Regions from separate parts of the Homo sapiens genome. Here region 1 is linked to region 2. A link is a loop called in an ENCODE intact Hi-C map of the cell type or tissue named here. Cell type or tissue: OCI-LY7. All regions are shown on one strand. Each heading gives the region's core, and the rest is flanking DNA. Links, peaks and the distances in the headings are about the cores only.

The links. A loop is a pair of places that touch in the nucleus more often than their neighbours do. Peaks named below come from ENCODE experiments on the same cell type or tissue, not always from the same donor. Only the 100,000 strongest peaks of a DNase experiment are listed, where the experiment ranks them.
Region 1: a loop joins it to region 2, with 4 times the contacts of the local background. A loop is called at or near these places in 2 of 110 quality-filtered maps.

The regions. Positions count from the first base shown.
Region 1 is chr1:18,529,116-18,534,115 of GRCh38, reverse strand. No RefSeq gene overlaps it. Among named protein-coding and RNA genes, the nearest start is that of KLHDC7A, 51 kb to the right of the region's middle. In OCI-LY7, for the core only: CTCF peaks have their summits at 2,791 and 2,991 (motif pointing right); a DNase peak (open chromatin) is centred at 2,985; H3K27ac peaks cover 284 bases.
Region 2 is chr1:18,294,801-18,305,335 of GRCh38, reverse strand. The region is part of intron 3 of IGSF21 (immunoglobin superfamily member 21); the gene reads right to left. It overlaps LOC124903863 (a long non-coding RNA gene), which reads left to right and starts at 7,005. Exons shown (of 2, transcript XR_007065516.1): 1 at 7,005-10,535. RefSeq lists enhancers at 4,594-5,221, 7,226-7,751, 8,045-8,931. In OCI-LY7, for the core only: CTCF peaks have their summits at 5,252 and 5,452 (motif pointing left); a DNase peak (open chromatin) is centred at 5,415.

The sequences.
Region 1 (5,000 bases), core at 1-5,000, 230 kb before region 2:
ATATTTTTTAAGAACAGAGATTTTTAGCATCCAGCTGTAAGTCGTCTGAGATTCTGTGATAGGAAAACTCCTCCATCGCCTCCAGATTCTCAGTAGTCTGTTACACTCACCAAAACCTTGTAAGTTATTTGGGAAATATCAGGGGTAAGAGATGGGTTTAGGGTCTGGGAAAGGAACAATGTGGGAGGAAAGGAGGGGCGGGGGGACAGATGGAAGGATTAAAAGAAGTTGGACTCCAACGTGACCAGGAATTCATAGAAATCTTGGAGAGGACACAGACCTCCTAGGAATGTGGAATTGGGGGTGTATTAGTTAACTACTGCTGCATAACACACCATCTGAAAATCCAGTGGTTTAAAGCAACAATAGTCATTTATTTCAAAGCTCTGCCAGGCTGGGTGCGTTTGCATCTACCTTGGAGGTGACACTGCCATTCTTAGCAGAGACAGGGATACCAGCTGAGACTCAGCATGGAGTGACTTTCTGGTTGCTCTCAAGACAAGCATTTGTTATTCTTTTTTTCTTTTTTTTTTTCAGAAGGATTATGAAGTCACACTGAATTCCCAGAACATCAGACCCACCCATCTCCAAATATGACAACAAAAACACATTCCAGAGCCAAATATAAACACATTTTTAATTATCTGCGCCACTGCTCCCTCCCATTAGTGTGGGAAATCAAGAGTTGAGTATACAGTATTTACAATAATAATCCCAGGCACGAAACTTTTACTTTCAAAACAGCTCCTCGTCTATTATTGCATTTGATTTGCATGAGTTTGCCTTGAGTGGGCTTGGGCTAGGTTGGGTGGTTGCTTCATTTTTTGGATGGATAAATGGAAACTCAGGGCAGAAGACTTGGTGGAGACAGGCTGAGAAAGCAGGACCCCTGGGTGTCTTCTCTATTAAGGGAGAAGCAGTTTCTCCTGGGCTGGGACTGGAGATCATGGGGTGGGTGGGAAAAGCACTAGATCTGCAGTCAGGCAAACCTGGTTGAATCCCAACTTGGCCACTTCCTAGCTGGGTAACTGAGCTCTTGGTCTCTTTAAGCCACAGTTTCCCCAACAGCAAGATGGGTACCACTTATCTTGCCTGGCTGTTCAGCCTGTTGAGGTGTGCCATGTGAGAGTACCTAGCATGTGCCTGGGGCATGTTGCGCTCAGTTCATCGTAGCACTGTTCTTGTCTTAGCTTCCCCTAGCAAGACGGCTGTCAAGGTGATATCCATACTGGCTTCACTCTCTGCATGATGCCAGGAGTGGCAAGAAGGAAAGGAGCAAGGGAAGGAGGAAACAAAGAGGCAGGGGCCTGGAACTTTCTGAAGGGAGACATTAGCAAGAAGGCTTCGTGGCTCAGGAGTGATCAAGCCAGAGCTTTTGGATAATTCCTGGCTGTCATTGCCCAGTTTCTTGAGGGACTCTGCTGGGAATAATCAAGTCCTGAGAAGGGTCCTCTCCTGGAGTTCGAGGTGAGGGGATTAGCTGGGATCTGGATCCTCAGAACAAGAGACGGAGAAGAGGCCAGGACCCGAGCTGGCTCCGTGCATGCTGAGAGGGGCCCAATTCCCCTCACCTGGTCTGGGGACTGTGAGCTCTCATTGCTCCCCAGTAACCTCAGCCCCACTTGGGTTTTCATTTTGGAAAAGTCAACTTTCTCTAAATAGCTTCCTGGAGAAGATTGAGGGGAGGGCAGGGCTGGACTAGCCATGTGACTTTGGGCAAATAACTTAGCTTCTCTGAGCTTGGGTTTCATCATCTGTGAGCCTCACCTTAGGTCTTTTTGGCTGCTGTAACACATTACTGCAAACTTAGTGACTTAAAACAACGCACATTTATTCTTCCAAAGTTCTGGAGGCCGGAAGTCCAAATCGGCTACCAATGGGCTGAAATCAAGGTGTGTGCAGGGCTGTGCTCCTTCCAGAAGCTCGAGGGGAGAATTTGCTTCTTGCATCTTCTGGCTTCAGGTGGCTGTGGCACTTCTTGTCTTGTGGCTTTGTCACTCCAGTCTGCAAGGCCAGTGTCTTCCAATCTCTCTCTGCCCTGTCTTCACATCACCTTCTCCTCTGTGTCTCAAGTCTCCCTCTGCCTCCCTCTTATAAGGATACATTTGATGGCTTTTAAGGTCCACCGAATAATCCAGGATAATCTGCCCATCTCAAGATCCTTCACCTAATCACGTCTGCTAAGACCCTTTTCCAAGTACAGTAATATTTACAGGTTCCAGGGATTAGGACCTGATATCTTTAGCAGCCATCATTTGGTCTGTGACAAGCCTCTAATCTATTCATTCAACAACATTCAACAAATATTATCAAGGGCTAATCAACTGCTTGTTATGGAAAGGGTGTAAGTGCAGACAGTGAGGCCAGCCTGAGGGGCTCCCATCCTCCCAGCTGGGATGAGGGCCTCAAAGGGGAGGTGTGGGGCACTAGGAAAGCTTAAGCAGGATTTGACTAGTGACGGGGGTCAGAGAAGGCTCCCCAGAGGAGGTGATGGCTAGGAAAAGCTGATGGATGAGCAGAATGGCATGAAGGAGCGTCCTAGGCACAGTGAAGGAGGAGGTGGCCAGTGAGGCTGGAGAAGAGCCAATAGGGCTGTGATTTGCAGTGCAATCGGAGAGGTGGACAGGAGCCAATTTGTTCTCCACTCTGAGGGCTGTGGTCTCCATCTTAAGAATAAGGGGAAGCCAGTGAGGGGTTTTAATCAGGATTGCTGAAGTCAGATGTGTTTTATGTCTTGACAAGATTATTCTGGCTTCAGAGTGAAGGGTGTGTTAGAGGAACCAGAGTTGATGTGAGGAACCAGGGTGAGAAGTTCTTGGAGGGGCTCACACAAGAGGAGGTGGCCAGTCAAGGGAGGGAGGTGCAGATGCAGTAAAGAGAAGTGAGGGCTTCAGGAACTGTTTAGGAGGTAAGGCTGGCAGCACTTGATAGTAGGTGTTTTATGGGCATGACAGAGATAAGGATGATTCATCAGGTCTGGCCTGAGCCACCGGATGGTGGCGACATTCGCTAAGCCCCAAAGCACAGGAAAGAGACTGGATGAGTGGATGGGGAGATTATGAGGGGTCAACTTAGACACAGTGAGTTCGGTGTGACTTTGAGACATCTAAGTAACCAGTAATTTCTGGAAGAACCTGGGTTCCAAGTAGATGTTGGAGCTGGAAATTTGAACCTCATAGATGTGGGATTAGGTAAGTTAAGACACATAGAGTACTTGGCACAATGCCTGGAACCTAGGAGGCTTCAAAAGAGGGTAGCCCACCCCTTCTTATCTTAAGAGTAAGAACTTCTAGGAGCCCAGGGGAAGGGACATCGCTGGTCGAGAAGGTGGCTTGTCTGGGCCTTGGGGACCATTGCCCATCTGTGTTCAAAGATAAGCAACTGTGCCATCAGGGGTGGGTGAATGGCAGGCCCCCCCACTGATGGTGGAGCCCTAGGAATCTGTTTAATGAATACACTTGTCCTTGCCTTGGCCACCAGGAAGCTCAAACTCAGCAAGCTACCCAACCAAAGCAAACTGTACAGGATATTTTGAAGCTGAATAAAACTCCTTGCATTATTTTATTTCCTACCTTTGCTTTTCTTTGTCCTGACTCTACATCTATTTATTGTAATTGTTACATGTATTTTGAAACTTGCACAAGCCTTTTTTTTAGTGGAATGAGACAGGGTATATATAAACAAATCAACAAAATCAATAGGACAAACATTTGTGGATTGATTTAAAAATAGAATCCTTCTATAATGCACTGGCATTGAAAAAGAGTTTGCTGTTTGGTGACTTTTTTGGTCCATCTTCCTGAAAGGGAAACAGTTGTTCCTTAATTTATCTGCTGGGTGGTTCTGGATTTTGGTTCAGTGCTTAGCAAATTAGCCAGGTGTGGTTTGAGGAGAGATATTAAAAGATCCCATAAAGGGCATACATAAGTTGTGAAAATGCATTATGGATACCAGACCAGGCAGGGGTGAGAGCAGACAGTGAGGAGGGAGTGTGGAAAACTGCCTGGTGGGTTGGATGATCTCCATGTATCTAATTAACTGGGGAAGGTTTTGCAGAAACCGAGGCTGGGTTCAGGCTGGGGCTGGAATCAGGGTTAGGTCTTTGGGGATTGAGTCTATGGGTCTGCTGTCAATCAGCCAGGGGAGTGGAGAGAACTGACCGGCTTTCCCGCATGGTGCATGGTTGGACTGCTGTCAGCCCGCTCCATAGCTGTGTCAGTGAACAAAAGCTGACTGCTGGTCTCTCCAGCCTCACCACTGTTGGCTGCCCTGGGTGGACCTTGCTGCCAGGTGCCCAGGCCTTTGCAGGAGCTGCTGTTCAGCAGGGAACACTCTCCAGCATGGTGTGGAGGTTGAGAGCCCAGAGGCCAGAACCAGATGCTGGCTTCACTGTCTACTATTTCAATGATATTGGACAAGCTCTTTAACCTTTCTGTGCCTCAGTTTCCTATCTCTAAAATGGAGATGATAGGCATACCTACTATATTAGTCCATTTTCACACTGCTGATAAAGACATACCCAAGACTGGGTAATTTATAAAGAAAAAGAAGTTTAACGGACTTACAGTTCCGTGTGGCTGGGGAGGACTCACAATCATGGTGGAAGGAGAAAGACATGTCTTACATGGCAGCAGGTAAGAGAGAGAATGAGAGACAAGTGAAAGGGGTTTCCCCTTACAAAACTGTCAGATCTTGTGAGAGTTAGTCACTGCCGTGAGAACAGTATGGGGGAACTGCCCCCAAGGTTCAATTGTCTCCCACTGGGTTTCTCCCCCAGCACGTTGGAATTATGGGAGCTACAATTCAAGATGAGATTTGGGTGGGGACGCAGCCAAATCCTATCACCTACCTTACTGGGTTGTTTCTGAATCCTGGTGAATTAACTTCAGTGGAGTGTTTAGACAGGCGCCTGCCACAGTAAGTGTTTGCTGTTATTATTATCACCTCTCCCAAATGCTTCACCTGGCTGGGCTCTGTTCATGAGCCAGTGTGCGGTATCT
Region 2 (10,535 bases), core at 2,467-7,466:
TCCATCCATCATCCATCCATCCATTATCTATCCATGCATCCATCCATCTATCCATTCATCCATCCACCCATCCACCATCCATGCATCCATCCATCGATTCATCCATCGTCCATCCATCCATTATCCATTCATCCATCCATCCATCCATCCATCCCCTTCCCTATCTCTTATTGAGTGCTTACTGTGACCTCAGGCAAGTCTCTTAACCACTCATCTTCTGCCCTCTCTCAGCCTTACTTTCCCAGGAACTTCAGGCTCACCAGACCTTCCCGATCATCCTCAATTCCACCTAACCCTCACTCCCTGAAACACAGTTATCTTCCAAGGCAAAGATTCTCCCAGAACTGGGAATTTTATTAGATTGCCATAATATATTAAAGAAGGTTTGAAGCACCTGGAGCAAATTCTAATGTGAAGAAATACCACGGCAACAAATACTTTATTCTGAACTGTTTACTAAATTGGGTCTTTCCTGGACATTTTTAGCCTTCAATTTTTTTAAATACCAGCAATAAAGCACTTGCATAATTAGTAATAAAGCTGACAGCCTGGTTACTGATTTTTTACTTAGAAGAAGGAAAAGGATAATGTGTGTGTGTGTGTGTATGTGTGTGTGTGTGTGTGTGTATGTGTGTGTGTAGATAATTTCCAACAGCTCTGGTTTCCTGACTGCAGACATAGAAATGATTTGCCATATCAGCAATTCTGCCCAGCAGGCTGCAGGTCAGGGGGAAGCTGCATTGAGCACTGTGGAATGGAAACAGTTCTCCTTTAGGAGTCAGAAGTTGACTTTTGATTCTGCGGCTGGCTTGCTGTGTGACCTTACGGAAGTCATCCACAGTCTCTGGGCCTTGGTTTCTCAGGTGGAGAATGAGAGGATTGGCCTGGGTGATGTCTGAAGGCTGCCAGCAGATCTGTCCCGAGTCTGGAGGGGATGGTGGCTTTAAGTGGCATCCGTGTGTTGGTGGCTCCCATATTTGTATCTGTGGTCACAACTTCTCCCCCGCCCTGTGTTTCCACCAACCTACTTGCTGGCTGTGCTCAGGCATCTAACAGACATGTCTAATCTGATTCAAACAACTCGTGAGTTCTGTCCTACACCCTCAGCCAGAGCAAGTCTTCATCAGTCACCTCTTCTCAGGAAGGAGCCCCTCTCCTCCCAAATGCAATGGCTATGGCCCTAGGGGCCACGTTTAACTTCTCTCTCACTTTCTGGTGTCCCCCTTCCAGCCCATCAGCGAGTGCTGCCAGGTCTGCTTCCTAATTCATCCCCATTTCTTCTCTCCACCTCCGCCTGTCCAGCCCCATCACACCCCACCCCAATCTCCCTGCTTCATCATTTGGCAGTGTAAAACTCAAACCGAGGTCAATTTCAATGACTCCTCATCACTCTAAGAATACAATTCAAGTTCTCTCTAATGACCAAGGATGTTCTATAACAGTGGTCCTCAAACTCACCTGCAGATTGGATGATTTAATACATGGATGCCTGTGTCCCTCACCCTTGCTGACCATATCCAACCTCTTCCTGGCAGAGCCCCACTGCCTCCCCACCTCTCTCTGTGTTGCTAGCATAGCCCTGGGAATGTCAGCTCCATGGGGACAGAGAACTTACCTGTCCTGCTCATCTCTGTCTCCCGATGTCTACAGTTAATAAACAAACACTTCTAAAAGGACGAATGAATAATTAAGTCAAGCCCTTACTTGAGGTGCTTGAAACATGCCAAAGTGCATTCAACATCGGAACTAACTTCCCATTACTCCCCCCAGGGTGCTTCCTGGCACTGGGCTACAATTCCTGATGGCTGATTCTGGGTGAAGATGCTGTCTCTGGAAGGCCCCTGATCAAGGCAAGCCACTACCCAGAGGTGGGAACAGGTGACCCCAGTGCCCCCACCCTATTCCATGAGCATAGGGCTCAGCCTCCTCAGCTGGGGAGGCTGCCGGGGGAGGAAAATTCTGCCTTAACGGGGAGCTCTCAGCTCTTGTGCAAGTCGCTTCTCTTCTCTGGGCTGCACCTGAGCCCCCTAAATAGAGTCTGAGATCTGCACTGCACAGGATGGTTGCTAGGGTTTGATCAAACAATGGGTGGGGAAGAGTTTTGCTGAAATCATAATTCCATATTTGGATAACCTGACAGCCCATTAATTTAACGAGCCTTTCCTGAGACCCGTTGCTGGGCACTGAGAACCTAGAGATGAATAAGGGAGGGTCCCTAGCCTTGAGAAACAAGACCCATCCTTGGTGGTTGGGGGCCCCAGGCAAGACGCCCCCCACCAAATCCGACCCCCAGCCCCCAAGTTGCCATACCCTAGTGCATCACCAGAGGGCAGCAGACAGCTTTGCAAGTGCTTCCCTCCCTGGGGAGCTAGGCTGGTGTCAGAAGGGTGTGTTCTGGGAGTTCCAGTGGCCTCCTTGTGGGTCCAAGGTCAAATAGAGAGTGGGGGAAGGTAGGTAGAGAACTCAGTGGCAGCTGTGGATGCAACAGGGATCATCTCAATTCCCTGCCTCAAATGTCTTCACTAACCCAAGACCCAACCAAGGAGAAATACCCCTGACCCTCCTTCTAAATTGGAAACGGGAGCCTCCTTGAAGTTCCAGGGGCCTCTGGGGCATCAAGATCTGGAGTCTGTGTTGCAGGGGAGATTTGAGGACCACAGAGGGACTCCTAGCCAAGAGATGCAAGAATGCATGGGGAGAGAGGGAATGAAAACACCGTGCAAGCCTGTGTGCACAGGATGGCAGGAAAAGGGCACCGCAATAGGAAGTGGGCTCTTGGAAAGGGGGGAGAGAAAGAAGAGAAGAATATCATTCTAAAAAGGAAAATCAAAGACTGAAAGTCAAGGAACAAGAGGAGAAGAGTGTCCACCTTCAGTAACAGGAGGTGGAGAGAGTTAGGGAGATGGTGCCGGTCCTCTGTGGAGCTTGCTCCTATGCATGAGGTAGGAGCCATGGAGAAGAATCAGCCCTGCCCTGTCTGGGCTGCTCATGGCCTTGGTGGAGACAGTAGACATGCGAGTGGACAGGTGGGAGCCAGCAGGAGAAGGCTAAAGTGGAATGCATGGGGCGCTCCCTGGGCACAGCAGGCAGGTTCAATTCTGCCACTGGGGAGAGGGTTGGGGAGGGCTGCTGCGTCAAGCTGAGCATTGGAGCTTGGGCCTGGAGCACCTTTGGGCTTTGAAAAGGCAGAGAAGGCCAGGCAGCCCCTGAAGAAGGAGAGAAGAAGTGGGAACCTGAGAGGTCAATGCCGGTATGGGGGAGGCAGTGAGAAGGTGCCAGGGGCAGGGGAAGATGGGGAGCAGGGGAGTGTGCCCAGCTCCATGGGGACTGAGGCGGAGCATTTGAAACACATTAGGTTAAACAGATTTCTCCTCTAGTCAATGGAATTGATGCTACCAGCCAAGAGAGCAGAGAAAATGCAGGGCACTGGCTTCCCAGGTCCCTCTCCCAGAGCCAAGAGTAGGCATCACTTGCTCTCCCTGGCTGTGGCATCCAGGGGCCTGGGACTGCCAAGCTGTGGCTCTTTTTAAGGTGATGACTGATCCTGGCAACTTTCTACTTGGAGGGACCAAGCATCCTGGGTAGATCCTCTGTGTACACACGCACATGTGTGTAGGGGTGGAGAGACAAGCTCACGTGTCAGTCTCCCCTACTAAGTGACCTGGCACAGGGTGGGCATCAATTACTGTTTGTTGGGGCTGGGCACAGTGGCTCATGCCTGTAATCCCAGCACTTTGGAGGCCAAGGCGGGTGCATCACTTGAGGTCAGGAGTTCGAGATCAGCTTGACCAACATGGTGAAACCCTGTCTCTGCTAAAAATACAAAAAATTGGCCAGGTGTGGTGGTGGGTGCCTGTAATCCCAGCTACTCGGGAGGCTGAGGCAGGAGAATCTCTTAAACCTGGGAGGCAGAGGTTGCAGCGAGCTGAGATCGTGCCAGTGCACTCCAGCCTGGGCGACAGAGCAAGACTGTGTCTCAAAAACAAACAAACAAACAAACAAACAAACAAACAAAACAATTACCATTTGTTGGATGACCTGCTCACCATGCTCCATGGCCCAGGGGCCCCACAAGTGGACCTGGCTCCAATGGCCCATGGAGTGCCACAGCTTGGGCGTTAACCCAGGCTTCCCACTGCACGACCTGCTTGACCTTGGACAAGTGACCATTCCTCTCGTTCTTCCATGTCAGCATCTGAATAACAGGATTCAATGAGTCTGAGATCTGTGCTCCACAGGTTAAACCAGATGATGGGTTGGGAAAGAGTTTTGCTAACTGTTTGAAATGATAATTCCACATTGGAATACAACCCTTCAGCCCATTGATTCGACAAATCTTTACGGAGGCCCTGGGCATCTATCCCAGGAGCTGGGCTGAGCATGGAGGACCCAGAGATGAAGAAGGGAGGGTCCTAGTCAGAGAGATGAGAACCAGGGAGGAAGGCTGAGAGCAGATTCCTGCAGTCTGAGCGGAGCGTTGCTCTGGGACCTGACAAAGGGGGGCCCCCCTTTCCTAATTAGAGCTCTGGGGGTAGGAGGCCTGGGATTGGGTCCAGTGGAACTTCTAGCTGGAAAGCATGCGCACACTCTATCTCTGGGGAGAGTGTCATGGCCAGGGAGCTACAGAAAGAGCATCTTGCTCCTGGCCTTCCCTTTGGCCTGCAGGCAAGGCCTCACTTCCTGAGGAGTTTAGCCCAGGGTCTGGCCAATGAGTGCACCACACATGCCAGCTATTATTGCTTTGCTAATGACTGGCAGCCCAGGTATGCGGGCAGCTCAAGCTCCAGGGCTGGCTGGTGCCTGTGAGTTCACTCTGGCCTCAGGGAATGGACTCTTAGGTCACTGGCTGGCCTGGCTATTTCATCATCTTCAATTAAAAGTGGTCTGGCTTTAGGGGCCTTAGAATAACCACCTGTTGGCAGATAGGGACCAGCAACAATTAGAATTATCTATGCCTTGGTGCCGGCCATTGAATTCTTTGACCCCAGTGTGCACATCCGAGCAGGTGGATGGGATTGTGTGAAGCGGGCTTTCCAAATCTCACTGCCCATATCTTAACCTGGAAGACTTTTTAGCAAATGAATTCCAGGTTCCCCAGGTCTTGCTCTGGGCTTGAATCAAATTCTGTCTTGGTGGAGCTCAGCAATTGGTATTTTAAAGCAACTTCCAAGGTGATCCTGATGCAGGCAGTCAGTGAGCTGGCCTGTGGTATAGACACCACCAGTGGGTGGCTTGTTGCTCAGTTGATATGTAATTTTATATTTATTTATTATTCTAGAGAAGAAGTCTCACTATTTTGCCCAGTGTGGTTTTGAACTCCTGAGCTCAAGTGATCCTCCCACCTCAGCCTCCCAAGGTGCTAGATTACAGGCATGAGCCACTGGCCAGTTGATGGGAAATTTAAGGCTGCTGAAGGCTGCTGAGCATCCCCCTAGTGGCTGGGAGGAGACCTGCAACCCTGTCTTCTAAAATCACCCCTGATTTTGAGAGGGGGACCAGGTTCCCACTTGGGGTGGAAAGCCAGGGGCTTTCAATTCTAATGCTAAGAGGCATAATCTGTTAAAAACAATAAAATAAACAATTCCACTCTCTCTCATTCACACTCCTGGATGAACTCTGGGTGGGAGAGAGAGGAACGGGTTTCCAGCAGGTCAGGAACTGAGCGTATTCTTGGAGAGTTAGTTTCATAAGGGCAGGGCCTGTGTTTGTTGTTGCTGAGTGCCTGGCAACAACAACGTGTGTTTGCTGAGTGGTCAAAAGAATCAATAAATGAATGACCACTTCATGTGGCAAGCAGCACCTGTTAGGTATATTTTAGAGAAAGAAGACGTATGCTTCATGAAAATATACAGAGGGAGAAGGGAGCTGGAGAATTCAGACTTTGAAATCAACGAGGGTCAGATGGCACTTTTCTTTGTATCAACTGTAAAAAAAGAGTTTGGTCTCCACATGAATAGATTGTAGAAGGATCATTTAACTTTTCAAAGGGAAACAAACCCCTCTGCTCTTTGAACCAAACAGTTAATGTGCCTATTTAAAAATCAATCCCTTATTTTTTTCATTTGAACAGATTCCAGAGAGCTTCCGCTTAGAAGCCATTGTCTGCCCATAGAGTGGTCTTGCCACTACTTGGTCAATTTCCTCTTGCCATGCCTTTGCACACATGGGGCCCTCTGACCAGAGAATCAGCTCCCAGCTCCTCTTTGTCTAAAACCCACTGATGCCTCTAGAACCACTTCAAATGCCAGCATCACCCTGATTTCCCCAGTCTCTGCATCTCTGATTCATCATTGTATTATATCTGAATCTTCTCTATGACAGCGATCACTTTATTACTTGAATTGTTAGCTATTTATCTCGTGTTTTATCTCCCCTTTCTCTCTTTTCATTCCACAAATATTTATTGTTCCTTTCTAAATGCCAAGTAGGTCCTGGGGTTACTGAGATGAAGAAGATATAGCTGAGCCTTGGAGGAGCTTATAGGCCAACGGGCGTGAAGGGAGAGGAACAGGCTGTAAGCTCCGAAGAGGCAGGGGCTGATTTTAGCCACTTTTGTGCACCGTAGCTATGTGCCTCAAATGCAGCCAACGCTTATTGTGCACTGTTGAGTGTACATGTGAACCGATGCACCTCAGAGTAATAAAGGAAGTGGCATTTCTTCCAGCGCCCTGCATTCTCAGCCTCTTTTTTTCATTTACTCCAGCTCTCCCGAGTCTCCCTCCTGATAAACATACATCAAAAGGTGCAGCCCAGCATTGGCTTTCTCTACATGGCCCCCAGGTCCACCCTGCCCCGCCCAGCTGTTCCCCACCACCTGTGGCTTTCAGGATGCTTCAGGAAATGGAAGACACAGCATGTGTGTGGGAGGAGTGGTTGAAGCCTCGCTGTGATTCACCCGGACCTCCAAGGAAGTCACAGCTGCCCTCTGGGATGGCCACATTCCATGGGGAGGGGCTTCAGGACACGCTACCTCAAATACGGCACCTTGGTATATTGAATACTTTATACCTGGAAGTCAGATTCCAGGCTCCTCTGTGGACGGCTTTGTCTTCGTTCCCTGGCACTTCCAACCCACCCTCTCTACCCAGGAACTAAGGTGAGCTTGACAAACCGCATATCAGAGCATGCCATACCCTTCAGCAGCTTCTAGGGCACAGAGAGTGAACGTCAGCTGACCTCCCCATTCACTGTGCTCTGGTGGCAATGGCCCTCTGTCAGCTCCCAGATCACACCAAGCTCTTTCTCACCCCAGGACCTTTGCACTTGCCATGTCGTCTACCTGGAGTGCCCTCCCAAGCCCCAACCTTGCCTGGCTGGCTTCTTATACTACAGATCTGTGCTCAGATGTCTCCAGATTCCTGGAGATACATTCCAGGTATCTCCTATGAGGAGCTGTGCAATGCCCTCACTCCATTATTCTCACCCCTCTCTATCACATTTCAGTTGGCCTTCCGGATCCATGGGTTCAGAATCTGCAGATCCAACCAACCGTGGACCAAAAATATTCAGAGAAAAAAAATAATAATGCAACAATATAAATAATACAAATAAAAATATAGTATAACAATGATTTACCTAGCATTTACATGATAGTAAGTATTATAAGTAATCTAGAGATGCTTTAAAGGATCCAGGTGGATGTGCGTGGGTGATGTGCAGATGCTGTGCCATTTTATATGTGGGACTTGAGAATCCTAGGATTGTGGTATCTGCTTGGGGGTGTCCTGGAACCAATCCCTCATGGATCCTGAGGGACAGTTGTACCTTATTCCCTTCACCACACTCATCACACACTGTAACTGTTTTTCCTTATTATTTTAAAGGCATTTTTGTAGTGTGTCTCTCCTCACCCACTAGATCAGAAACCTCCCGAAAGCAGGTCTGATTATGTCTTGTTCACCACTTTATCTCCATCATTGTCCCTGATATATGGTAACTACTCAATTCCTTTGTGATGAATGAATGATGTGAGTGTTGGGGGAAGGAACGGGGGCCTGGATGTTCCTTTCCTAAGGTGTCTTGTTCATCCACCCCAGCAGCAAGTGTTGCATTGAAAGGACTCCACCACCATGTTCACCACGAACTCATTCACCCCACAGATATTTACAAATCATCTACCACATGCCCAGGGTTGGGTGCTGTCCTGGGGGTTGGGGAGAGGATGGTGGTGAAAACATCAGACCTAGTCCCTGTCCTCATGGGGCTTCCAGTCTAGTGGGGGGGCGGGCAGACTCTGAAGACATAGCATCAGTCGGTGAGCTTGAGCAGTTGGGGCTGACTTCCTGTAGGAAGCAACCTTTAAGCTGAACTTGAAAGGACAAGTAGGACCTTGTTGGCAAAGAGCATTGGCCAAGGTGTTGGAGGGATCTGCAATAGCAGGTCGGGGGCAGGAATACACTGAGCCCCTCGAATCTAGATTCCCTGCACCAGTGAATTAAGGCCAGTGAAATCTGTCCAGTGTTCCTCATCGCTTCCTGAGCAGATCGAATGGGACAAGGGCCTCAGGGTGCTTCAGGAAATGGAAGACACAGCATGTGTGTGGGCGGAGTGGTTGAAGCCTCACTGTGATTCACTTGGACCTCCAAGGAGGTCACAGCTGCCCTCTGGAATGGCCACATTCCATGGGGAGGGGGTTCAGGACACGCCACCTCAAATTTGGCACCTTGGTATATTGAATATTTTAAGCAGATGGAATTTGAGAAATGGCAGGCGCAGGAAGGACTCTCTGACCTTTCCCTGAAGCAGGTCACAAGACCTTCACGTGAGAGGTTCCCTCTCTGTACCTGGAGGAAGGCAGCATCTTCACTTCCAAGGGATCTGAACAAGCCACCCTGCTGAGTGTCCCCAGTTTACTGCCCTTAGCTCAGGTCCTTCTATCCTTCACACTTTCCCATGACTCCCCACCCTTCATCCAACCCAGCAAAAAACACTCAGCTAGAACCACTTCTGTGGGTCTTCATTTCCTTATAAAATCTCCTGCATCACCTAAAACGTATACAAACTAGACTTGTATCCTTTTGTCTTGTGAATTCGTCTTTTGCTACCGGGGACCCAGCCAAGAACCTAGAAGGGTGGAATGAAGAGTAGACCTTGAAACAAGGATTTAGGAGGAAAGGGTTTATGTGAGAAGGGGTCCCAGGAAGCTGATGGAATGAGCTAGAAGGGAAGGAAGCCAATACGGGTGCCTTCTCAAGGTTATTCTGGGGGGTCACTGAGAAACTCCGGGAGAGAGTTGACAGCATTCATCCCATAGTTTCTCAATGTCCCCCCTTCTTATCCCATTTTCTAATTTTACCTATTAGGAAACACCCCCAAGGGGCCAAGGAGCATACCCAGAACTGCCCGCTCATTTTGCACATTTCATTATGCACCCACTGTGTGCCAGGCCCTGGGCTGAGAGCTGGGCATACGAGGTGAAGGAGGAGCTTGTACTTTGTCCTCCTGAGCATGCATCTGAACTGTCCCCCTGGAGGGACGAGGGGGCTGGGTATGCACCCAATAAACAGTCATTGGTCAAGGCTGCTCCCGGGGTGGCGTCAACTCCCCGGCACTTCTCACCTTTCTCATGTGCAGGCTGAGTGGTCTCCAGTGCCCTGAGAAAGCCCTGTGGAAGCACCAAGGATGCTGGCACTGCCAGGAAGAGCGAGGGGTAAGAGGAAGTGGGCAGGGTGGGATAACTGTCGGCCACATCTGCCTCCTCCCTTTCACAGAGGGCTCCTTCCTGCCCTCAGTTCTCCACCCAAGTGCCACCTTCCTCGATGGCCCTGCCTGACCACCCATCTAAATGGCACCCAGCATCTCATTCCTTCCCGGTACTGCACCCCACTTGCCCCTTCATTACACGCCCATGGTTTAGAATCACTTCTTTGCAGAATGTGGAATGATGTATTCATCTACATTTTGCCATGTCTCTCCGACTAGATTGCAAAGCCGTGCTTTTCTCATTCCCCCTGTATCCCTGGGCACCTTCCACCAAGCCAAGGTCCTAGTAGGTGCTCAACTAAATAGCCTTGGAGGGAATACATTCTTGTCAATTCCAACCTGGGAGTTCTGGGCTCTGGGGCTAAGACCTAGAAAAGCATTTGATAGATGTGCCTCTGGGACGCTCTATCCAGAGAGGCAGTGATCTGTCCAAGGTCATACAACCAGGGATACACACCTGCACCCCCTGGGGGCAGAAGTCCTGATGATCCACCCGACTTCCATCCCTCCAGGGCCCCATCAGTGGGACAAAAAGCTCCAGGAGTCCTTGGGGCTCCTCTAGGCTACCCGCGAAATTGCTCTCAGCCAATTCTTGGTAATCTTCTCAGTCTCATTCTCTCCCTACTTTCCCCAGCTGAAGAGGAAACGGCTCAGACAGCTGTGGAGCTGGGACTCTCTCTCGTTGAGATGCATTAATTTGTAAATATCTTCATTTATATGTAAATGCGGAGTCCCGCGCCCCGTCGCCAGCCCTGATGGGGCTCTGCAGCCTGAAGAGGCAGTCGCCCCCAGCATGGCTGGTTGGGAGGGCTGACAATCCTCCGTGATCCCGT